3 separate regions of the Mus musculus genome follow, and regions 2 and 3 are each linked to region 1. Evidence: chromatin loops called from intact Hi-C (ENCODE). Cell type or tissue: left cerebral cortex. All regions are shown on one strand. Region 1 overlaps Atp2c1 (ATPase, Ca++-sequestering). Region 2 has its middle 25 kb from the start of Pik3r4. Region 3 has its middle 12 kb from the start of Gm51688.

Region 1 (8,000 bases):
AAATGCTGTGTGATTATTGCTGTATCCTTAAAAAAAAATGTGTCTGTCATACTTAAAAGCTCTTTTTAAATAGGAAGAGAAAAATAACTGGCGGGACTTGTAACAAGGTCTTTTATGTTTGCGTATCAGACATTCAGGGAAAACTTGTTTTCATTTACTTGGTCTCCCACCCTGTATATCATATCAGTTGTTATAAAGTCCTGTTTAGTGGTGCTGAAATACAGCAACTCACAAAACCTGTTGTAGATTAATTATACTTTACAATATTATATTTAAAAACATGAAGATTTCTATCATGAAATGAGAGAACTTTACTTGCTTACTGAATATCAAATTGATCTTAAAACTTAATCACTTTAAAATAAACTTAGTATTCCACCATTCTTATTTCATGAAATCTCCATTTGAGTCAGGAGTCATTAGCTTTTATAATGTTTCTGAGGAAATTATTATCCTTTTATATGGCATGCATTAACTATATGGTACAAGGGTGGGTGTGGAACTTGTTGGTAGTGTTTCATTAGTAAGCCAGGGCCCGTTGTGTGGTCCAGCATTACAGACAGCCACCACCACCAAAATGCGTTCAGAATCTATCGTCTTAAGTGTGCGGGAGAGAACATGTGGAAAATGGGCCCTTCATTCTTAGATTTTTGTTTTTGTATTTATGAAGTGAGTTTTATAGTCTATTTTTTTGATACAAGTTTAGTGGTTTTGGTGTAAGTTGAAGTTCACCTTATAGTTTGAACTAGTTTTAATATTTTAATTCTATATTCACATAGCTTCCACTTTTTAAAAAGCTTAATTTAAAAAAAAAGCTCTAGTTTTTTGGGCAATAAAGAAAGAGAGTGTGAATCCTATTACAAGACAGTTTTCTAGACTTGAAAAACACCATTGGAGAGCTCACTGCTTCTTGAGTAGTGCTTTGCAAAAGCCTTGCGATCTATCAAAGAGGAAACCCTTGGCATCACTATTAAAAGTTAGTTATGTGAATCTCAGGTGTCAGGGAAGGTTGCCACAAAATCTGGGGTCTAGTTCTGACTTCTCTCTCAGCTCTGACTTTAAGCTAACTTGAGATTTATCTTTCTTTATCTTTCTATGTATTTTCAAGTGTTGTTATTAGTGTGTGTGTGTGTGTGTGTGTGTGTGTGTGTGTGTGTATACAGGCACCTGTGCCACAGCTCATGTACAGAGGTCTGGACAACTGGCATAGTCACCTTTAACCTTCCACCATGGGTTCGGGGGTGGGCTTGGATAGTCCACCTCGCCCTTGAGGCTTTCATCTTGGAGCCACCTTGCTTTTCCCTTATTTCCACATTTTTAACTTATGGGAATGATTGATCCCTACCTCCTGAAATAGTTGTGGAACAGTGTATTCTAAGGTGTAAGATGTTGCTCTACATTTCAAAGTCTTGTAAAACTCTTTTTTTTCTCTTTCAGATCTGTTGTTTCTTTTGGGCCTTACCTCGTCAGTGTGCATTGTGTCTGAGATTATAAAGAAGGTTGAAAGGAGCCGGGAGAAGGTCCAGAAGAATGCTGGTTCAGCATCATCGTCTTTCCTTGAAGTATGATGCATATTGCATTTTTTTTTAATTTGCAAACTAGGAATTGCAGTCTGAGAATCATTTAGAAGGGCAAGTTCAAGAAGATAATGAAGACTTAAGGACTTTTTTAACTTTCCATTGACTAAAAATGACCATTAATGTTAAAGACTTGATTTGAACTTTGTTGGTAGTCCCAAATGAAATTATGCAACTTTGAATAACACATTCCTTGATTTGAATTGGCTTTTGCAATTGAGTGAACTTCAACATATGGGCAAGTACTGAATTAAAAAATACAAAAGGCAAAACCTGAACCACCTTCTGCACTTAAAGAATTCTAATGTACAAATACACTGTCTGTCTTAGATGGATATAAATATTTTTTTTATTTTTAAATATTGTACTATTTATGGTTGTGGGGCTTTCTTACTAACACACAAATAAACTCAATCATTTAAAGGCATTCTATTTGGTTTAGAAATTGCCAGGGGTGCCGTATTTCAGCTACCGTGCTTCCTTTTTCCTGAAATGTAAGCAACTGATACCTTGTGCTACCATTTTTATATTTCAAGTTGTTTTTTTTTTTTTTTTGCACAGGATGTGACCACTGTCTAATCACTGTTCTTTTCTTTCTTTTTGTGACTGAAAAGCATATACTGCAATTGAAGTAAATGTTTGCTCTTCTTAGTAAGTGTAAATGGTTGTTTTTTGGTTTTTTTGTAGTTTTGTTTTGCATAGAGGAACGAGTCTTTGATCTAGCAGAATTATTAGTTCAGGGCTGTTATTGGCATTACAGTTAGAGTAATTGTAGTTAACACACAGCCATAGAGTCAAAAACAAGGCTGGGTTGGAATTTAAAACATTATATTAACATGTCCATGTTTAGTTTAATACTGCTTTGTCGGTATCATTTTGTCATTTCTTCTTTATAAATCAAACACTTCAGCTGAATAATTGACCTTTATTACTGTTTCATATCTGTATTTTTAAGTCTATTTCTTAGAGAGTATAGACTAGTATACTTACAAAATAGAAAAGTCCCAAACTCAGAGAGATAGCATATGAACCAGGGTGTACATTGGAAGATCCTGTGCTGGCCGCCTCCTCCGAATCCTCTAGGCAGCTGCTTTGACCTAGATTGTAGCACAACCCTGAGTCTGTCCCTTCTACCATTTGTTGTACTGTCTTCTACTTCATTCAGTATGCTTGGGAAATAGATGAGTTTGTTTTGTGCAACACCATCTGTTTTTATAAAAGCTCGATAAAATAAAAGGTAAGTGTTTTGTATTTTATAACCTGTCAGGATTAATAACTGTTCCTAAGCTTGTTCAATATTACTGGTGACTGTCAACACTGGTGTGCTGTCATTGATAGGAGAGTTCTGTTGTTTGTGTCTGTACTACTGAAGCACGAGCATAAGGGGCCAGGTGTCTGCACTTTGTTCTTTATTCTTTCTGGCTCAACTGTCAAGTGTACATTGTTCTGTCTGATTAGGTGGAACGTGAAATCATTGTCTGACCAACTCTTAGAGGTTTGATGTCTCATAGCAAAGTTTTATAATGGTTTTTTACATTCTGTTCCAGACTTGAAAACTACATATTAAGTGCATATTCAGTCTTGTTTATTATACAGTAGAGGTTGAGAATATGACTCATGAAATGAATGTGCCTATCTTTTCACTTGGTATTGAATTATAAAAATAAAAGGAGTTTTTCATAAGTTCACTAATGACTTCCCAGTTAGTATTGTTAATGCTAAAATTATAACTATAGATGCCAAAAGATATTGAAAAATATTTAATACAGATCCAGATTTCAGTCTTCCAAATTTTATTAGTCCAAATTAGGATGAATCAGTTGACTGTCCTAGAATCTAAGTGTCCGGTTTCACTCAAGTCTCCTCATCCTAGGACTTCTCCACTGCCTACTCCCTTTGATTTTTTTTTTCCCCCTCCCATTAGGACAACTTCTTTAAGTTATTTGATTGCATAGGGGCTAAACATTAAAGAAAAGAGATATCCTTGAAAGAAATTCACCAGTCAGGTAGCTAACTCTCAAATGCTAAAAGCTGAGTGCAGCCACACGGAGACATCCTGCGGGAAGTAACAGTGAAGCTCTACAACCCAAGGAGCCTCCCGTAGGATTTGGGTTTTTCCAGCCTCATTAACTGTGTGCATGAGGACAGAACGTGCTGTTTTCCACATTTCACACCCACTCGCCAAACTTCTGATACAATGGGAAGCCTTCTGAAATTGCTTTAAATTTGGATCTCTCTGGTGTAGTAAGTAAGTTTTGTTTAGACTTAAGAGTCTTTCATAGAAATGGATTGGTAACAACAGTAACAATCCCACTTGTGAATTAATTAACATCACACTGCTTTTCCACCTCTGCTGCCTGGCAAGTTTTGTGTAGCTTGTTTGGCTCCAATGACTCATCCAAGAAGTGAGATGAATTGATTATATTTTCATTTAAATTTTATTTAGTCCTTGAATGTACTAGGAATACAATGGCATTCTCATCCTTCCCAACCTCTTTGACAGGAAAAGCAGATGATAAAAGTGCTAAAAAGCAATTTTATCTATGTTAATAGTGATCTTTGTGTATTTATTTAAAAAGTATATATATTAAAATAAATTATCTAAATAGAAAGTGGTGTGTGTACATAAACACAAGGATATAAAATAACCCCATTTGGTCTATGGCTGAACAACAGATTACCCTGATGAGTTCGGCTGGCTGACGTGACTGTTGATTTCAGTTAGATCCAGGTTTGATGGTCTGACTTTGGTTTGTAGTTGTCAGAGTTGGTTATTGATGATAATGGATAATATGCTGATATATCAGACAATTTCTATAAACATTGCTACAGTGTTAGGTTTATAAATACGTAACCTGGTCTAGGAAGCTTTTAGTTCTCACACAGTTTGAAATACACCATCTAAAATATTACAGTGAATGAAGGAGAGAAATTACTTTGTGGGAGAAAGTTGCCAGAGAACCTTCCTAGGACTAATAACTAAGTCCTTCAAGGGGGACGTTCCAGCCAACAGTCAGCAGGCCTTTGCAGCTGCACAGGAGAGTGTTCACAAAGGGGTTGGTGGGAGATAGAAGGGTGGGAAGTAGAAGGAACATTGAAACCCACAGATTCTTTGGTATTAAGGCTGTAGGTGTATTATGAACAGCTTGAAAGTTGGGTGGTGAAGGCAGAACTGTGGCATGCTGGAAGATGATGACTTTGAGCTATTGAGAAGTAACATAAGCTGAGAAGGCCTTAGCGAGACACGGGATCATTTGAAATGAGGTGCTCATGGTATCTTTGAGGTTTACAAAAGCAATAGAATGGGCTAGCGAGAAGGCTCAGTGGGTAAAGGAGCTTGCCCCGAATCCTGAAGAATCCCCATGGTGGAAAGAGGACCGACTTCCACAGATGTTTTCTGACCTCCTTGCATGCATCATAGGACCTGTGCTCACATGCTTACCCACAGACAAGTAATGAATAATGGAATAAAGCTTGACTTGACAGGAGTCTAAGATGTTTGACATAGCTAACAGTCAGCAAACAGATGGATACATTAAAAAGGCAGCACTAGGAACCTTGTAGTTTCCTTTCTAATGGAGTCTTTTGTAAGTAAGACCATCAAACTGGAAAAGAACCCTGGTCTGAACCATCTAAGTACCTGTTTGTTTTTTTTTTTTTTTTTTTTTTTTTAGTATTTGTAGTTAGATTCTCTTAGTAGGTGAGGTGGAGAGAATGAATGAATGAATGAATGAATGAATGAATGAATGAATGAATGTCAATATTTCAGAGAGCCTATATAGTTGGTGGTGTGATGGGCAAATGGGACTAACACTAGAAAACACCAATGTGCTTTGATAATGAGTTTGGCAGCAAAGTAGAGCTTTGTTTCCTGTTGTAGCCAAGGCCCCTTTGCCTCTGCTCGCACAGTGCTGCAGCACCATGTCCACTCTGGGACAGTTAACCTTAGTTTTGAAAATTACAGACCGCTTGTATTTAAAAAGCCCAGCAGAGACAGCTTAAGATGGCTCTAGATAGCTGGGAAGGGGAAGGGGTACATTTGTGATGGTTCTGTTGTCAAGGGAAAACATTGCTATTAAATTGAGGGGGAAATGTAAGGTTTCATCTAGAAAACGTTAGAAATTCAAGTCCAAGTCACCGATGACCCTAGCCGGAAGTTAGGCCAAAGAACTTTAACCGCGTGGTTTATCTCTAGCATTGGAAGTTTCACAGAATGCCTGTTTTAGAAGTACTTTACAAAATACAATCGAATGTTTTCCTGTTGGAAGCATATTAGTTGAGAAGTGGCATTTTGGTGCCATCTTATGGTCATAAAAATATGATGCCTTGTCTAGTTAGCTCCTGTTTGTTAAGTCTACATCTTCTAGTCATAATATGGATGAGGCTAGTGAGTAAGGCCCATACCACATCATCTATGAAGCAGTATGGGACAAGCTACTATTACATAGCTGATTGTGTAGAAATAGTGTACATAAGGGAAGACATGAGAAACTGCATCTCACACGGCATGTGTTCATGTGGAGGCCAGCTGTCATTCCTCACTGGATCTGACAGGGTCCCTCATTGACTTAAGAGCTCACTAAAAAGGCTAGACTGGACAACTAGTGAACCCAGAGATCTGCCTCTCTGCACTTTCCCATGCCTGAAATTGGAAGTGTACATAGTATGGCTGGCTTTGTAAAGGTATGTGCATTTTGTAAACTTTGTTACAGGCCAGGGGTTGACACATTGAGTGTCTTCTGCTATTATGCTTTTTTTTTTTTTTTTTTTGGACAGGTTCTTTGAGTCTAGAGTTCACTGGCTGAACGTGCCCCCCCCCTCCCCCAATCTGCCAGATCTACTTCCCTTTCCTTCTGAGAACTAGGGTTACAAATACAGTCATGCCCAGCTTTCATAGGGGTTCTGGGGATCCAAACTTAGGTCTTCACACATGCTCACCACGTCCTTTTCTCACTGAGCCATCTCCGCAGCCTGGATTTGTCTATTGAAAACTTGTGGGAGTTCAGATGCTAGAAGGTTTATAGTACTTTGTCATTAGAAACCTAGGTTTGAGGCTCTTCCTGTTCCTAGATTTCAGCTCCTTTGTAATGTCTGCCTTCTTGAGACCAGACAAGAGGGTATTATTAGAATGCCAGCTTTAAAAACAAAACAAAAACAAACCGCGGGGATCTGGGACTTGAGCAGATTCAGCTTTCAGGTGAGCTGTTTCCTCAACCAAGTAGCCACAATCCAAATTACATGTCTTTGACCATTATTTCCATGACTTCAACATGACAACTCTTAAATTCCTGTAACAATCCTCATTCTCGGCCTTGTCCACCGTCACTGATTATCTTGACTGACTTTCACAATCTTTACCCTCATGGTATCCTTTTCTAGTGCTCGGCACCCATCTTGTTTCTTGCTTTGCTCTTCCTTTTCAGGTACAGATGTAACAGGAATGGGTGTTTAATCACATTTTAGTGCCAGGCAAGGGTTACCATGCTTTAAAACGGGTACTAAACACCGATAGACACATTATTTTGACTTCATCCAGTTGAGACCGACTCGTTGACTGTTAGCTTTTATGAACAAAGAAGGGTAGGTAAGGCCATTTAGGCAGTAAAGGTCTTTGCCTTCTAAAAGTATAATTAAATTAGGACTTCAAGTTGAAATAATAAGGGTCACTTGAGTCCTTTTCTCATGACCAACTGGCCTGGAAAAGGTCAGAGGTTATATTTACAGATGAACAAACTTTCAAGGTTTTGGTTACTGAAAATAACTTGCAAAAAATACATATCCAATATAATTTTACCCCCACTAAACAGAGCATGATTCTATTACAGTAAATGGTTTTCTCTCTCCAGTTTTACCCCAAGATTTAATCATCTTAGCTGTCCAGAACTCCTTTGTTACTTGAATGCTAATTGAAGATTGATGTGTCCAAAGCCTCAGGTGAGATTTTATTTGCTAGAATGGAATCAGAAACAGCTCATCTTGATTGAAAACACAGGAAAGTAGATTTTGAAAATGTAGAACACACTACACTCTGCTTATCTAAGGTTTCTTGTTGCCTCTTAGACCTGAATTTTTTAATTATTTATTTTAATCTTAAAAGGCCAGTCAGACAAAGGAAATTAGGAGGAAAAGAAAGGCCAGGCCAAAAGTCACATATAGCGACTCTTCCTCTGATTTGCCTCTGGGTAACTTCTGTCTCAGTATGCAGCAGCCAAGTCTGGTCTTTGTACTTGGTAACTGAAAACACACCTACCTCTCTTCCCTCCAGTAATTGAGGAACAAGATTTGCACAACAAAAACTGCTATACATAAGAAGTCAGTAGACTTGGGACAACCTGATTTTGGGGTAGAATTTAGCAATTTGAATACATATCACAGTACCAGACCAACCCACAACAAGAAAATTGCTAACTGTTAAGAACTACA
Region 2 (8,000 bases), 210 kb before region 1:
AAGCAGCCAAAAAGCAGTGGAGCGGGGGCAGGTGTAGGGAGAGCAGGGAGAAGGGTGGGGGGACAGGTGTAGGGAGAGCAGGGGAGAGAGAATGAAGAAAAATTGGTGGTGGGGAGGAAGGCATCTCCAGGACATGCCAGAGACCTGAGTTGGGGGTGTAGGGGAGACCCCAGAGTGTATATGGGGGCAACTCTAGCTGAGACTCCTAGCTGTGGGAGAATATGGATCTTGAAGTGGCCAGGCAGGACCCCCAGTGTAGGGATAATGACAGTAACTCACCCACAAAACCATCAATCCAAAATGTACACTGCCCACAAGACGTGCAGGGCCAAAGATAGAGCAGAGACAATGACTGGCCCAAATTGAGAACCACCCAATGGGCAGGAACCAATCCCCAAAACTATTAATGATATTCTGGTATTCTCACAGACAGGAGCCTAACATAACTGTCCTCTGAGAGGCTCCACCCAGCAGCCAATGGAAACAGACACAGGGACCCACACCCAAACATTTGGTGGAGCTCAGGGAGCCTTGTGGAAGAGTTGGAGGATGGGCTGAGGTACCTGAAGAGGACAGGGACTCCACAAAAAGACCAACAGAATCAACTAACCTGGACCCTTGGGGATTCATGGACCCAGGGACTGAACCACCAACCAAAGAGCAAGCCTGGGCTGGAGCTAAGCTCCCTGCACATATATAGCAGAAGTAAGCGCAGCTTGGTCTTCATGTGGGTCCCCCAACAACTGGAGCATGGGTTGACCTTGAATCAGTTGCCTGACTATGGATCCTGCTTCCCTAACTGGATCACTTTGGGGGGTCTAGGGGAAGCCCCAGGGTGTCTATGGGGGCAACTGTAGCTGAGACTCCTAACAGTGGGAGAATATGGATCTTGAAATGGCCAGGCAGGACCCCCAGTGCAGGGATAAGTTCTCAGTGGGAAAGGATGTACCTAGTCCTACAATGATTTGATGTGTTGGGGGAGTGATACCCAGTGGGGGTCTTGCCCTTCTTAGAGGAGAAGGGGAGGGGAAACGGGGGAGAGGGGCTGATATTGGGATATAAAGTGACTAATTAAATAAATTAATAAAATGTAAACAAACAAACAACATTACTAAGATCATCTATCTGGTAGGTCAAAAGTAGTAGGTAGCAAACTCAAAGATACTGATTAGAACGTATGGTATTTTTAAGTTGTAAGGGCCCATGATTCGCTGAAGAATGATACTCCAGATTCAAATAAATAATAAATGCAGAGAGTGGTTTATTCTGCAGAAGTCCAGCATGCTGAGGTCTACCACCTACAAAAATAGAGAGACCCTGAAGTGAGCTTGCAGGCCTGATTTAAAGCCCATTACAGGAGCTCCAGGGTGGTTTTTCGAGACAGGGTTTCTCTGTGTAGCCCTGGCTGTCCTGAAACTCACTTTGTAGACCAGGCTGGCCTCGAACTCAGAAATCCGCCTGCCTCTGCCTCCCAAGTGCTGGGATTAAAGGCGTGTGCCACCACGCCCAGCGATGACCTTCATCTTGATCCATCTCTGGGGACATTCCAGAAACACTGTGGGGCCTGGGGAGCTGGCTGGAATCTGTTGCTGGGGAAGTTGGAAATGCTCCAGAGTCATTGCCCTTGCCTCAGGCCATGTGGTGGGGCAGCTTCTGAGGCCTGGATTTGCCCAGTTCTTGGAAACAGAGATTTAGGCCTAGTCTCCCTAACTGGCATTTTGAAGCCTGTCATGCAGTCAGCCTAGCCTTCTCAAAGTGACCAGGTGCACGGTTTCCTGGTGACTGTTTCATTAGTGGTTTGCATGCACAGGTGCACAGCAGCGCTCACACACACGCAGAAGCTGAAGGACAACACCGAGCATCTTCCGGTATCACTGTCCATCTCTCACTGAACCTGGAGCTCACCTTTTGCTTCATCCAGGCTGGCTGGTCAGCAGCCCATTGCCCTTACTGTCAACCCTAGCCAGTACCTGAGGTTACAGATATGTATAGCAGCGGCTGGCTTTTCACTCAGGTGCTGTGGATCAAACTCAGGTCTTCCTGTTGTTTGTGGTTCTATGTAAATACTATGCCATGTTGTAGAAGATCCTTGAGTAGCCTCAGTCCTTCATTTAGTAGAAGAACAACTGAATATTTATTCTTCTGTACTGTTTTTAAGGCCTGTATGTGTTGTATAGAATAGAGTTTATTCAGGGCATGTGGAGGGGAGTTAAGAGGGTAGCAGAGACCGAGAAAGGGCTCCTCTCTTGCCAGTCTTGAATAGAGTGCAAAGCCCAGAGCTACAACGCGAGGGACTCGGAAGTCCTGAGCACAAGGTAATGCTGGTCTTAAAGCAGACAAAGCTTTGAACAGCCAAGTCCTGATCTCTACAATGTTAGCTGGATTCCTGTGGTTTGCACCCACAGATCTTCCTTAGCAGATACATTACTGTTAAAAAAAATAAATAAAAGTTAACTCATTCATCTTGTTCTAGAACTTAAAGTCATTTAATTCCAGGGGACATCATTGTGCAGAGTTTGCAGTTATACTGGCGATGGCTTTTAGATTACAGTCTGACCTTTACAGTTCTCTTGTTTGTAGCAGGTGGTTGTACCCATGTGGCTTGAAAAATAGAACTAAACCCATGGCCTTTAGTTCATGTGTCTCTAGCAGCTGAGAGTGGTCTGCTGGTGGGAATGAAAATGGCCGGGAAATGTTAATTGATTCAGTTTGACAGTGCTCGCCACATCATAAATCAATAGCGCGGTGTTTGTGTGAGCGAGTGATAAAGACGGTGGTGTGGCGGAGAAGGATGGGACTTATGGGGTAGGGTACTGGGTCTTGATAATTTTGTTTTGTTTTTAACATAGCTCAGGAGGCTTGGGGTTCTCTATCCTCACAGGAAGCTTGTGTGCAGTGGGGACAGGTAGAGTGACATCAATATTGTGGACTAATTCCAATAAATATCAGGACTTAAGGTTAAAAAATATATATGTATACATGATTTCACCCAAGTGTTTTCACACACACACACACACACACACATGCATCACAAACACATTGGAAGACTTCCAACTGAAATACCTAATTTGATAGTCGTTATTTACATACTATATGGAATATGATTAGTGAAGCTCACTAGCTGATGCCATCTGTAATGTGCAGGACAGACACCATGACAGCCTTCTGTGATCTGTGACCTTCTGTGCAGCCCATGGTGTACACCCAGCATATTTTTCCACCAAGAAGGCATTTTTGTCACATCATTGTTCCACGCTCAGTGTCATGTGTTCACGTGATGCTTAGAAGAGTGTTTGTCTTAAAAATTGCTTTTTTTGTTGGGTTTGACTATTTTCTTCCATATCCTGAGATCCAAGCCCGGTGGAAGTAAACAGTCTTAAGGTAGGTCAGGAAGAGATGCCATGTTCTTAGGAAGCCTTGTACAACTCTGCCATTTATGGAAGATTGTACACAACCCTGTCTTTGTTGGTTATCTTTTTATCACAGTGGTTGTTTCTCGCAAATAGAAAGATACCAAGTTTTTAAAAACTAGCTCTCTAATAAAGATGAAGCCCCAAGGTTTCCCTAGCCCTCCACAGCATGGCCTACTGGCTGGACATAGAGCATTATAACTCACCAGTCAGCCCTCGTTCTGATGCTATTACACCCAGGATGGTGGCTGCTTCTTTTTTTTCTTCTCCTTCTCTGTATCCTTCTCCTTCTTTTCTTCTCCTCCTCCTCTTCCACCTCCTCTTCTCCTTTTCTTCCTCCTCTTCTTCTCCTTGTTCTTCCTCCTCTTCCTCCTCCTTCCCCTTCTTTTTCTCCCCCTCCTCCCTTTCCTTCTCCTTCTGATTGTGATGAACAGTGGCTTAAATAACAGCCTAATTCACTTTTAAAAATCTATCCATGTTGCTTTCTGCAGTCTAATCTAATATTAACCCAAGTCCTTCCTAATTAAACCAAGGCCATTCAATTATGCATTTTAATACTGTGATGGTTTTTAACAGTACCAAAGTGAGAGAGATTCATTAGAAAAGTACTTAAGGCAGAGGAATTCAGGTAAGCTCAGAGAAAAACAAATTCAGATCTCTTTGAATATCTTTCTTGCCTTAAATATATTGCCAGTCTCTTTAGGGAGCCCAGGAGAGTACTCGAAGAATCTCAGTGCCATTCTAACTCGATCTGACGTGTCTCAAGCCTATATATGCGATCTGGGGAGAGATGTTGGGAACACACAATTAGCTGCAGAGAACAGAGAAGCCATGTTGAATTCAACGTCAGGGGTATGTTCTTGGAATGTGTTCAGAACCTCCTTAGAGCTTTCCAGTTGTCCTCTTAGAAATAATCATATCTTTCAATACTGGAGGAGATGTGACAGAAAACACTTTCATGTTTTTAAATGTTTAAGATTAAACAGTCACAACAAATAATGTGTAATTAAAAAAGAAAGAAAGAAAGAAAGAAGAGAGAAGAAAAGAAAAGGAGAGGAGAGGAGAGGAGAGGAGAGGAGAGGAGAGGAGAGGAGAGGAGAGGAGAGGAGAGGAGAGGAGAGGAGAGGAGAGGAGAGGAGAGGAGAGGAGAGGAGAGGAGAGGAGAGGAGAGGAGAGGAAAGGAAAGGAAAGGAAAGGAAAGGAAAGGAAAGGAAAGGAAAGGAAAGGAAAGGAAAGGAAAGGAAAGGAAAGGAAAGGAAAGAGAATGACTTTTCTTCCTGGGTGATGGGAATGGGCAAAATGAGCAGAAATCCACTAGGGGGCAGGGCATCCCAGTGGGAGGATCTGAGCTGCTAGGGACAGGATTCCAGAGTCTGGGTCTTAGAGCTAGGACTCATTCTTGGATGAACTGCTCAAAACCTCTTGGACCTTAGTATCTTGTTTTCTAAAATAGAAACAAGGAGACCACATGAGACTGTGGGTACAAGAAAGCATTAGGCATATACTGTTATTCAATAACAACAAAAAAAGATGATGTTAATGACAACAATTACTAAAAAAGGCAGAGGATAGCTTGGGGGACTAGCTCAGTTTGTAGAGTGTTTTATACACTATGTGAGGTGCAAATGACTGTAATCCCATCACTACCCAGGGAGCAGGGAGCAGCTGAATGAATGGTTCAAGCCATCCTCGACTTCAGGCTCTATCCTTTATTCATCCATGACTACATTCTAAGGTTAGGGCCAGCCTGGACTACATGAGACCTTGTCTCACCCAAAGAACACAGAAAATAAAATAATGTTAGTTTTGGGGCTCAGTTGTATACAGGTTTATTGTGTCAATTTATCTTATTGAATTTACATTAGAATTTATGATGATTTATGTCTTTATGAGCCCATTTTCCCTAAGAACTTTAAGCTCCAGAGAGAATTTTTTTCCTTGTAGGAAGTAAATGGTGTTTTAGCCATTTTAATGTCTAGAACATCATTATCATATTTTTATCATTTATTTTCATTTCCTAACGGAATGATCTGCTGACGTACCAAAGGAAAAAATGGAACATAGAGATAACTTGTCTCTTAATGCCTTTAAATGTTTCCCCCTCTTAAACTTTGTGGTCTGAGGATGGTCTAGCATATTTCTCCTGGAATGTTCAATGAAAAAATGTCATCTGATGAAACATAGGAATACTGAATGCATTTTCAGGCACAGAAATTGCTTTTTATGAAATGATTACTTAAGTATAAATTCCAGTAATCCTTAGGAGCCCTTTTACAAAATAACTGTGTGTTCCAGACGCAGTAGGCAGTGCTAACTTAAGGCTGAAATAGTCCATCTCTGACAGTGAAAGGTCATCTGAATAAAGATTTAATGCCTCTGAAATTATAGTGTGAGTTAAATGGAAATATTTAATTTATAAAACCTTGATTTATATATGTTCACTCTGTTCTTAGCCTTTTGAAAGTAGCTGACTCATGCACCTGTCAGGCCAGGAAGATCAATGGCAAACCAGCCCCAGGCATTCCCTGCTACCTCAGGTACTCTCCGAGATTATAGATGCTATTCCTGCATCGTGTTTATCTCCAACATCTCTGAGATGGTCACCATCACCACCTCCAATGCTACCATTATATCCTCCACCTTGGAGAATTCCCCTTTGAAAACAAACAACCTTGCCTGCTTAGTTGATCCTGCCTGGCCAAGTAATAGAACTGGTTAGGGAACAAATTGCAATATGTTCTTATGAAACTAGAGGTGGCATGGGCCCATCTATGATATGGTCTTGCATCATGAGACTTATCATGACCACTAGACAATATAGTCAGACCAGGAAGCTGAGAAGTGTGTGTGCTCTGGAAGACCCCAAAGCAAACTTCCATCGCCAATGTACTCCAAAAACCCAGGACCTCCATAAGAAAGAAGACATCAGTTACCGGATAACGTCAGCTACAGGATAACGTAGCCTCAATTTGCTTATCTGAAGTTTTAAACCTAGTTGATAGTCAGAGAAAGGCTAGCTTCTTGTTGACAATTCAAGTTCTAGAAGGTTCTGATGCTGCTGTTTTAAAAGCCCCCTAGGTGACTCTGTCAACTCATGCTTGAGAACTACAGGCTACAGATGACCATCTCAACACACCTCTAGTCCTAGCATTGCAATGCCCTTATCCAAGTATTCTTTGATTGACTGCACTAGGACCAGAACACAAGTCCTTCAGAGTCTAGGGTGTAGCACCTGGCTCCTCTCTGCCCAGTGTAACCTCAGTCTTATCCAAATGCTAATAGGTGGCCCTGAAACATGACTGGCACAAGAACTCTGTGCCCATCCAATACTCATTTTTGTTGGCTAAGAATATCTACCAGTACTTGCTGGATAGAGCTGCAGGATATGAAGGGGTGCGGGTCGGGAGGACAGTACAGGCTTCTAAAGGAGTAACAGGATCTGCTCTGTCACTCTGGGACTATCCCAGATGACTCCATTCAAAGCTTTGCCATAATCGTCAGGGCCTCTGAGGGTCAGCACTACACCGTGGTGATAGAAGGGTTGTGTAGACCCTTCCTCCGCTCTCCATCTAAATAGGGGTACTGCGGCAAACTCACTTCAGAGTGCTCCTCCTCCTGTAACAGGTCACTATCTGCTTGCAAACACCTTTTAGAAATAGATATGTTGAGGTGAGGGAGATAGCGTGCCTGAGTGAGACTGAGCGTCCGCACACATGTAAAATATACATTTGTAGTCTCAGTGTTGGAGAGGCAGGAAGAGATGGACCCCTGGGGAATCACTGGTCAGCCAACCTAGCTTACTTGGCAAGTCCCAGGCCAATGAGAGGCCCTGTCTTCAAAAATTGTAGATCACACCTAAGGAATGACATCTGAAGAGGTGCTTTGGCTTGCACAGGCGCCTGCGCTGCCCCACACCAACCCCTGACTCCACACCCCCACCCCCACCCCCCGCATGCATGTACTCATGCAGTAGATATGTCTCTTCTCCATTATTTTCCTCTTCCTTTCATGTTCCTCTCTGATGGTAAAGGAAATCACCCCTTTTTATGGACGAGCCAACCACACGCTTTCTGATTTTAGGAGCCTTTTGTATTTTTATTTCAAAGGATGTACTCAGAGGTCTCAGAAGAGTTTCACCCATCTCCTCATTTCCAGCTTCTAGAGCCCACTTACTAGGCAGCGTCTAACAAATCCTTGGTTCAGAGTTCCTCCATTCTCCAACTGCCGATTGTGCTCCTATAGGCAAAGGCTAGGATGGGTAGCTGGGCATTTGAACACAACTCACTGTTTCTTTCCACGAGAACATCTCTTTTTACAACACTCACGGGCCAACCTGCGCCGAGATGAGGCGCCTGCAGTAAAAGAACCACGAGCTGAAGAGCAGGCTAACAGACGCAGAGAAACTCAAAGTGGTAGCATCCGACCGGCCTACTCTCCTCCCACTGTTAGATTCCAGAGGCCACTTCCGGTCTGCCCGCCCATCACTGCCTCTCCCCACCACTTTCCACATGCCTCCAAGAAAGTTCCACTATTCGCTCTGGCTACCAAAGTCCTCTCCTCTTCCCCATACCTCAGTGCCAAGCCCTGTGG
Region 3 (8,000 bases), 710 kb before region 1:
TAGGGCCCAGCGTTGCTTTATGCCTCAGTTTCTCCAGTTGTACCGGGAGGTAAAATGCTTGTTCGGCCCATGCTCATTTGTCTCTCAGAGCCACAGTGCACCATGGGAATGGGGTGATCCGTAGCTCCATTCACAGATGGGAAAAGGAGGCCGAGAGGTGGGTCAGGAGAGCCTGGGCCTGGGGGTCAATCCCGGGCCGGAAGCTCTGGCTCTGAGAATGTGGCCAAGCAGCTTGAGAAGAGGCTCCAGGGGGCCACTGGGCAGCAGAACCCAGCCTTTTCACATCTCTAATTTTCTTTAGTCTACCCTCCAGTCCCTCATTGCCTGGGGTTCACAACTCCATCCCAGCTGAGGCTGGTCCCTTCCCCCCACTTCCCAATTATGGTTGTTCACAAAAGCTGAACCATGACCAGACAAAGGGACAGGGATGAAAGTGTTGGTTGTCATGGCAACCTGGTAGGGTTGCTGGGACCCAGGGGAGGGGCCTGGCTGTGTGCCTGAGCCCATGCATCCCAAGGATCTCTGAGCATGAGCCAGGGTGGCCCAGGGGCTCACAGGAATTCCCCTTCTGCTCTGAGCCCACCAGAGCTGGCTATACAATGATAACTTCACCCCCCTCGCCCCCCATGGGCAGCACCTGCTCCCTGGGTCTCCCCTGGTGGCCCTATTATCCCGCACCTGCTGCTTCCCCACCTGCTCCCTATTCTTAGCCCCCTCCCCATAGCACACCCTGTTCATCACTAGGCCCAGCTGCCTGCTCTGACAGCCAGCCAGGAAGGGGTAATAGAACCAGGAGAGGTAGCATGGAGGGCCCAAGGACAGAGGGTCCAGAGGCCAGTCCAGCTCTGTTTGACTAGTAGTGTGTATGCTTACAATGGACTCCATCTCAGGGCCTCAGTCTCCCCACCTGTGAAGTAGGAACCGCAAGCCCTGACCTCAACTTTCTACAAAAACTTTACTGCTTGGAAGATCTTAGGCCATCGTGTTTCAAGATCTGAGTTACAGAGGACAACCAGGTTGGGGAGAGGAGGGAGGTGATGTGCCTTCGGCTGTATTCCCAGGGCTATGTCTGTTAGACTACAAGGAGGCCAGGGCATTTCTCTGATTACTGAAGAATCCTTTGTGGGCTATTTAAGTAAGGTGTGGACCCAGCCTGGGTGCCAGGCAACAGGTAGATGAATAAGGAAACTGTGATTATACAACATGGAGGCTTATCCTACCGCAAGAATCAGTGCTGTGTGCAGGAAAAGAAATGGGGCTGCAAAGCCTTGTGTTACATCAAAGAAGCCAGATGCAGAAAGACAGAAGCCACGATCTCTCCCACGTAGGATCTATATCTATATCTATATCTATATCTATATCTATATCTATATCTATATCTATATCTATATCTATATCTATCTATAAAGAGTAGAAAGGGGACTTATGTGGGGAGGAAGGTATCTAAGGGGGAGGGAACAAGAGAGGATGACAGGGGGAGTTTAAAAGACATCACGTGTTTTTATGTATAAGGCTTAGATTTTAAAAGTGCATGTCAAAAAGGTATCTCACATGGAATCAAAACTACTTACAGGAAAGAAGTGGACCATGAGGACAAAGAGCGGGACAAGGGAGGGTGACGCAACCTTCACGTGCATGAAGATGCTAATGGTTCATATTTTATATCCTGAAGAAAGAAATCAAAAGAACTAAAACAATCCCCATAGTTAAAACAGAACAAAGCAGAAAAAAAGAATCACTTCTGGGGCTGGAGGTGATGTTTCTGAAAAAGGGTCCCGAGGAACTGAAACCACAGTGATGTGTCACAGAGAAATGACAACTCACTTGTAAGTTGTCATTAGCCAAACGCTTTGACTGATGTTAGGATTAAGTGGAAAGTGTGACATTAGCTGATATTTATGTTTGGTTGTGACAGACAGACATGACAGAGTGAAACGTATCTAATGCTTTATTTTCTTGGTAAGAAGAATTCTCTAGACAGTTTGGAACTCAGTGGCCTAATGGAATGAGGTATAGTGCTGTGTAGGTGCTGATGGGGATGGAGGAAGTAACTGATGGATGCAGAGATGGTGATGATGGAGGAAATGGTGGTGGTGATTGTGGGTGACTCACTGGAGAAACATGAGCAAGCACCTGGATAGGGCAGTGATGACAGATCATAGCCACAGTTCCATCTAAGTCCAGCTTAGTGAACCAGAAAGTTTACTGTTGTTATTTACAAGGAGCATAAGTGCCTCAAACAATCTGCATGGCTGAAAGGCCTACTCAAGGTAGCTGTGGGTGGAGACTCACAAAGGCTGCATCCCTGGAGCCTTCTGATCAACTCAGCATGCAAAACTTTGGGGGTGGGGCTGGGGCTTTGTAAATCCTGTAAGTTTTAGGAACTTCCTGTGCCCTGTAAATTTTGTTTACTTCCTGAGTCTTGTGAACTTGGCTCCTCTCTCCAGGAGGCAGTGTTCAGTGTGTTGGAAATAGGAACATGAAATAAGCATCCCAAGAGTGATGTAGGCAGTGGCTGTGATGGTATCGAGACTGGTAGGAGTGCTGAAGGTAAGGACCAAGGTGGGAGCATTAGTGGTGAATATGGGAGTGGAAGGTGTGGAGGTGATACTGGTAGTGATGGTGGTGCTTGTGATGATGGTATTAGTTATGGTGTTCTGGTGGTTGGTAGTGATGGAGTTGGTTATAGTGAAGATGGTGAAGATTTTAATGATGGTCTTGGTGCTAGTGGTGATGGTAACAATGGCATGAAGTATGGATGGTAGTGATGGTGGTAAATATGAAGCTGGTGATGATGGCCCAGTTTTAAAAAGAAAATTAAAAAAATGGGGCATGGTCACTATTTTAGTCAGGATTCTGTAGAGAAACAGAATTGATAAAATGAATCTATCATTTATGTCTGTCTGTCTGTCTGTCCGTTTGTCTATCTATCCACTGAAAGGAGATTTACTAGAATGGCTTATAGGTTGTGGTTCAGCTAGTCAAACAATGGTTGTTTAACAATGGAAGGCCCAAGAATCCAGTAGTTGTTCAGTCCCTGAGGCTGGTTGTTCAGTTGGTCTTCAGTATATGCTAGAATCTTGAAGAAGTAGGCTCTAATGCTAGTGAAGGAATGGACTTGTGAGGGAGGGTGAGAGCAAGCAGGCAAAGAGAGCAAGCAGGCAAAGAGAGCAAGCATCCTTTCCCCATACCCTTTATATAGTCTGCCAGCAAAAGATGTAGCCCAGATTAAAGGCGGCTCTTCCCACCTCAAAAGATCCTGCTTAAAAGTAGGCCTTTCTACTTCAAACAATTTCATTAAGAAAAAAATCCCTCACAGGGGTACCCAGCCACTTGGATTTTAGTTAATCCCAGAACTAGTCAAGTTGACAATTCACACTCCCAAAATTTCAAGTGCTGGAGATGTAGGTTTGTAGTTTATTGGTAGAATGTTTGCCTAGCATGTGTGAAATCCTGGGTTCCATCTCCAGCACTGAACAAACTGGGCATGGCGGAATGCTGCTGTAATCTCAGCCCTAGAGGAATGGGGACAGAAGGATTAGGAGTTCAAAGCTACTCTTGACTACATAGACAGACAGTTGAAGGCCAGTCTGAGCTACCTGAGACCCGTCAGAACAGGACAGGACAGGACAGGACAGGACAGGACAGGACAGGACAAAAAGCAAACCACTGGCTAAATCCTTAGTTGCAGCTGTAACTGCCTTGTTACAATTTGCTGCCCCAAGAACTGTCCCTTAACTTTGCTTTGCACTCAGTGTAGGCTTGTGGTGGCCTCTAGGTGGCACTAGTGGACTTTCCACTGCTTTGAGGCTACCCACCTGTGAAGCTGATTTGGCTACTGTCGCATTCTTTATGAAAAGTGTGAGCAGCTACCAACCCCTTAGTAGAGAGAACTCTAAAACAGCATCTGGAAGACTATGCCGAAATAAAGGGCATCTTTTTATTTCCAATTTCCTCTTTCTATAAACTGCTCTCCGATGAGTTCTCTATAAAAACATCCTATAGTTGCTAGCCTCTGCAGACAGGGTAGGCTTGGGACATTGTCTGCGATGCAAGCAGGTAGAGAAGGCTTCTTGTTTGTTTGTTTGTTTGTTGGACATAGTGCCTTGGTATAGAATTCAGACTGGTCTTGAACTTCTTAACTACAGACTACCAAGTTTTGGGATCACAGGTAAGGGCCAGATCCTCAGGTGTGAAGGCTTTCTTGAAACATATACCAAGGCCTACCTTCACGAGAAGCTTTTTATACGGTGGGATCGACGATTCCTGAGTTCTTCCCAGACCCACTCCAGAATTCATATCAGATTCACTCCAGAAGCTGACCACACAGACCAGGGGATATATATATATATATATATATATATAATTAATGTGTATATGTTTGTGTTTATGTATATCACATGCATGCATGTGCTCGAGGAAGTCAGAAGAGGGTGTTGGATCTAGGTGAAGTCACTCTAAAAGGCTAACACACCCACACTTTGCCCTTCCCTGTCTCCCTTATCTAACTGCTACCAGAATCCTCTGAATAGAGCTGTATGCATCACCACTGACAAGGTTGGCATTTGGGAATCGAACCTAGGTCCTCTGGAAGAGCAGAAGTTCTCTTAACCACTGAGCCACCTCTCCAGCCCCTTCTCTTCAACATCTGTTTTAAAAATCAACTAGTCAGAGTTGATTGACTGCCCATCTGATTCTCTCTTTCCCTCATCCTCATCTATAGCTGGCTCCACTTTAGAACCTTCCAGATCTAGGGACTAGAAAGATGGTTCAGCAAGTAAAGTCTCAATGTGTAAAAGCATGGGGGTGTGTTGGATTCCCAGAATGCATGTAAAAAGCCGGGGATGGCCACGTGTGCCTGTCACTTCAGTTCTGTGGGAAGGTAGCCACAGATGGTCGCTGAGGTTTGATGATAATCCCAGCTCCAGGGTCAGGGAGAGACCCTGTATTAAAGGACTATAGATAGGACTGGATGCTGGGCATCGTCCTCTAGCCTCTGCCTGCACAAGGACACACATGGACAAAGGCTAGCCACACATACAATGGTTGGATTAGTCTAGGAAGAAGGGTTATCCTCTCAGGGATAATCCTTCTTAGCTCAGGAGTTCACCAACTCTGGCATTCTTTTACATACTCTTGTAAAAAAAATTATTAAACTGGTTTTGCAATTACTTGTGGTGGTTTGCATGAGATGCCCCCCTAACCCCCCCATAGTTCAGGTATTTGAATACTTGGTCTGTGGTTGGTGCTGCTTTGGGAGGCTTGGGAGGCGTGGCCTTGCTGGAGGAAGTAAGTCACTGGGGTGGGGGTGGGGGCTTTGAGAGCTTAAAGACTTGCAGTGTTTGGAGTTTGATCCTTCTGTTTCCTGCTTGCAGTTCCCAGATGTGAGCTCTCAGCTATTCCTGCCATCATGCCTGCTGCTTGCTGCTGTGATTCCCAACTGTAACGGGGATGGAGTCCTATCCCCCTAGAACCATTAGTCCAACATAAATCCTTCTGCACGTTTTCTTGGTCATGGCATTTTATCACAATAAGAAAGTAACTAATGCACTTACTATCTTAGGCTTCCATAAGATTCCTGCCTGCCCTCCTTCCTATGAAGAGTTTAGGAAAACTGCAGCCTTTCCATCTTGCAAGATGGCAGCCGAGAAAGCCAAGAAGCCTGACACAAGGGAGAAAATCTTACAGTACTCATGATCTGCTCTATATCCCAGAAATGCCTGTACAAAAAAAGGAGATACTCAGTGCAAAATCCAAGGTCCTGTCTACTGTCACAAGCCAGCCAAGAATGGCAGTACCTGGGTGGTTCAGCTTTACAAAATGCCTAGGTGTTATCCTAGCGAAGACGAAGACATGCCTAAGGAGCTGCTGAGCCGGGGCAGAAAGGTCTCCAGTCAGCGAGTGAGAAGGCTGCCTGTGAGCATCACTCCCGGGACTGCTCTCCTGATCATCCTCACCAGGCACCACAGGGGCAAGAGAGTGGTTTTCCTGAAGCAGCTGGGCAGCAGCTTGCTACTTGTGACTGACCTCTTGCCCTCAACCGAGCTCATCTGCGCAGAACACACCACAAGTTTGTCATCGCCACCTCTACAAAAGTTGGTATCAGCAAGGTTAAAATCCCCAAACACCTAACAGATGCATCCGACAAGAAGCAGCAGCCCCCCAAGGCTGGTCAGAAAACTGTGGACTTGCGGATTTTGCTAGAGATGAAAGCGGTTGCTCAGCTCCAGGGTTACCTGCGATCTCGTTCTCTCAGACAAATGGGATGTACCCTCACAAACTGATGTTCTAAATCGCTGACAACCTAATCAAACTGATTCATATGTTAAAAAAGCAAAGCAAAGCAAAGCAAAGCAAAGCAAAGCAAAGCAAAGCAAAGCAAAGCAAAACAAAACAAAACAAAACAAAAAACCCAGGAGGATATTTTGACTTTTGTCATAGTTACTAGAATTTACATTAAAGTAACATTTCATATATTCGTCATCCTAGCCTTTAATGGCTGAGCCATCTCTCCAGTCCTAAGGTAACATTTCTATAGCGTACCCAGTTAGAAAAGAGTGTCCTTACTTGGAACTTGAATCCTCATAGCTGTTAAAAAATCAACATAGGGGCTGGAGAGATGGCTCAGCAGTTAACACCACTGGCTATTCTAGTGACCATGGTTTGATTCGCAGCATCCACATGGAGGCTCACAACCATCTGTAACTCCAGTCCCAGGGGATCTGGCATCTTCTTCTGATCTCATCTCTGCAGTTTCTAGGCATGGTAATGGTGTGCAGACGTACACACAGACAAAATACACATATATAGAAGGCATGGCTTAGAGAAAACATTGGAGAAACTAGAATTGTTAAACATGCAGACCTATTTTCTGCAAGGGAAGGAAATAAGACCTTTTCGCCTGGAAGACTGAAGTGGATGCTGTCTAACAATCTGGTGATCTCTTGCTGTTCTGTGGAGCCAGCTGTTTTCTTGAGTCTCCCCCACCCCCACGCCCTCCCCCCCAAATCCATCCGTTAAGCACCGTTAAGGCTCTAATCTTGAGCTTCATCTCTCAGTGAATAGAACTTTTCCTTATGAAGGAGGTCCCACGTACTCTTCGTCCTCCGTCAACAGGATCTATCCTTGTGTTTGTTATAAGTCCCTCCTCCTGGGCCTTTACCCTGAGCACTGTTTATCAGTCAGTAGAATTCATTATTATTGTGAAGATCGCAGGTGCTTTGCTATAGAGATTTACTTTGCATGGGAGTCTCAATGTAGCCATCCCTGAAGGTTTGTTGTGATAATTGTCACGTGGAGACTTTTCCCCCAGAATTTTACCGAACTTAACTGTGCAAGGAAAATAAGCCGTGATGTCAGACTCTGCTGAGGTGACGCTGATCCATGGTACATCCTTCACCTCTCCAGGATTGTTTCCCTGTGAGCCAAGACACTTGCAGGAACCCCAAATCCATACACAGAAAGTAAACAGAATCTAAAAACAAACAACATCAATGGAGAAAAATCAACAGCTTTGCTGGGCTTAGTGGCACACACTTTTAATCTCAACAAGCAAAGGCAATTAGATCTTTGAGTTTGAGGCCAGCCTGGTCTACATATTTCTCAGCCAGTTGGGGCTACATAGTGAGACTTTGTCTCTAAATCAAACAAAGAAATAAACTCACAGAACAGTAGCTTTTCCCATACACCAATTAAGTGGAGAAAAAGACTGGGGGAAAAACATCTCATTTGTAGTAGCTTCAAAAGCAATTAAAATATGGAGAGTAAACCTAACCAAGAAGGCGAAAAAAAATCTACAAGGAAAATCTTAAAATGCTTAAGGAAGGGGCTGGAGAGATGGCTCAGCGGTTAAGAGCACTGACTGCTCTTCCAGAGGTCCTGAGTTCAATTTCCAGCAACCACATGGTGGCTGACAACCATCTGTAATGGGATCTGATGCCCTCTTCTGGCGTGAATGAAGACAGCTACAGTGTACTCACACACCTAAAATAAATAATTCT

Evidence for each region. A loop is a pair of places that touch in the nucleus more often than their neighbours do. Peaks named below come from ENCODE experiments on the same cell type or tissue, not always from the same donor. Only the 100,000 strongest peaks of a DNase experiment are listed, where the experiment ranks them.
Region 2: a loop joins it to region 1, with 3.0 times the contacts of the local background. A loop is called at or near these places in 2 of 42 quality-filtered maps.
Region 3: a loop joins it to region 1, with 3.0 times the contacts of the local background. A loop is called at or near these places in 4 of 42 quality-filtered maps.

Annotation. Positions count from the first base shown.
Region 1 is chr9:105,406,627-105,414,626 of GRCm38, reverse strand. It overlaps Atp2c1 (ATPase, Ca++-sequestering), which reads left to right. Exons shown (of 27, transcript NM_001253831.1): 27 at 1,438-3,265. The coding sequence ends at 1,568. It also overlaps a transcript of Aste1 not described here. Among named protein-coding and RNA genes, the nearest start is that of Aste1, 15 kb to the right of the region's middle. In left cerebral cortex, a CTCF peak has its summit at 5,884 (motif pointing left); a DNase peak (open chromatin) is centred at 3,775.
Region 2 is chr9:105,614,215-105,622,214 of GRCm38, reverse strand. No RefSeq gene overlaps it. Among named protein-coding and RNA genes, the nearest start is that of Pik3r4, 25 kb to the left of the region's middle. In left cerebral cortex, a CTCF peak has its summit at 4,739 (motif pointing right); a DNase peak (open chromatin) is centred at 4,741.
Region 3 is chr9:106,119,585-106,127,584 of GRCm38, reverse strand. It overlaps the pseudogene Gm9451. Among named protein-coding and RNA genes, the nearest start is that of Gm51688, 12 kb to the left of the region's middle. In left cerebral cortex, a CTCF peak has its summit at 3,782 (motif pointing right); DNase peaks (open chromatin) are centred at 328 and 3,792.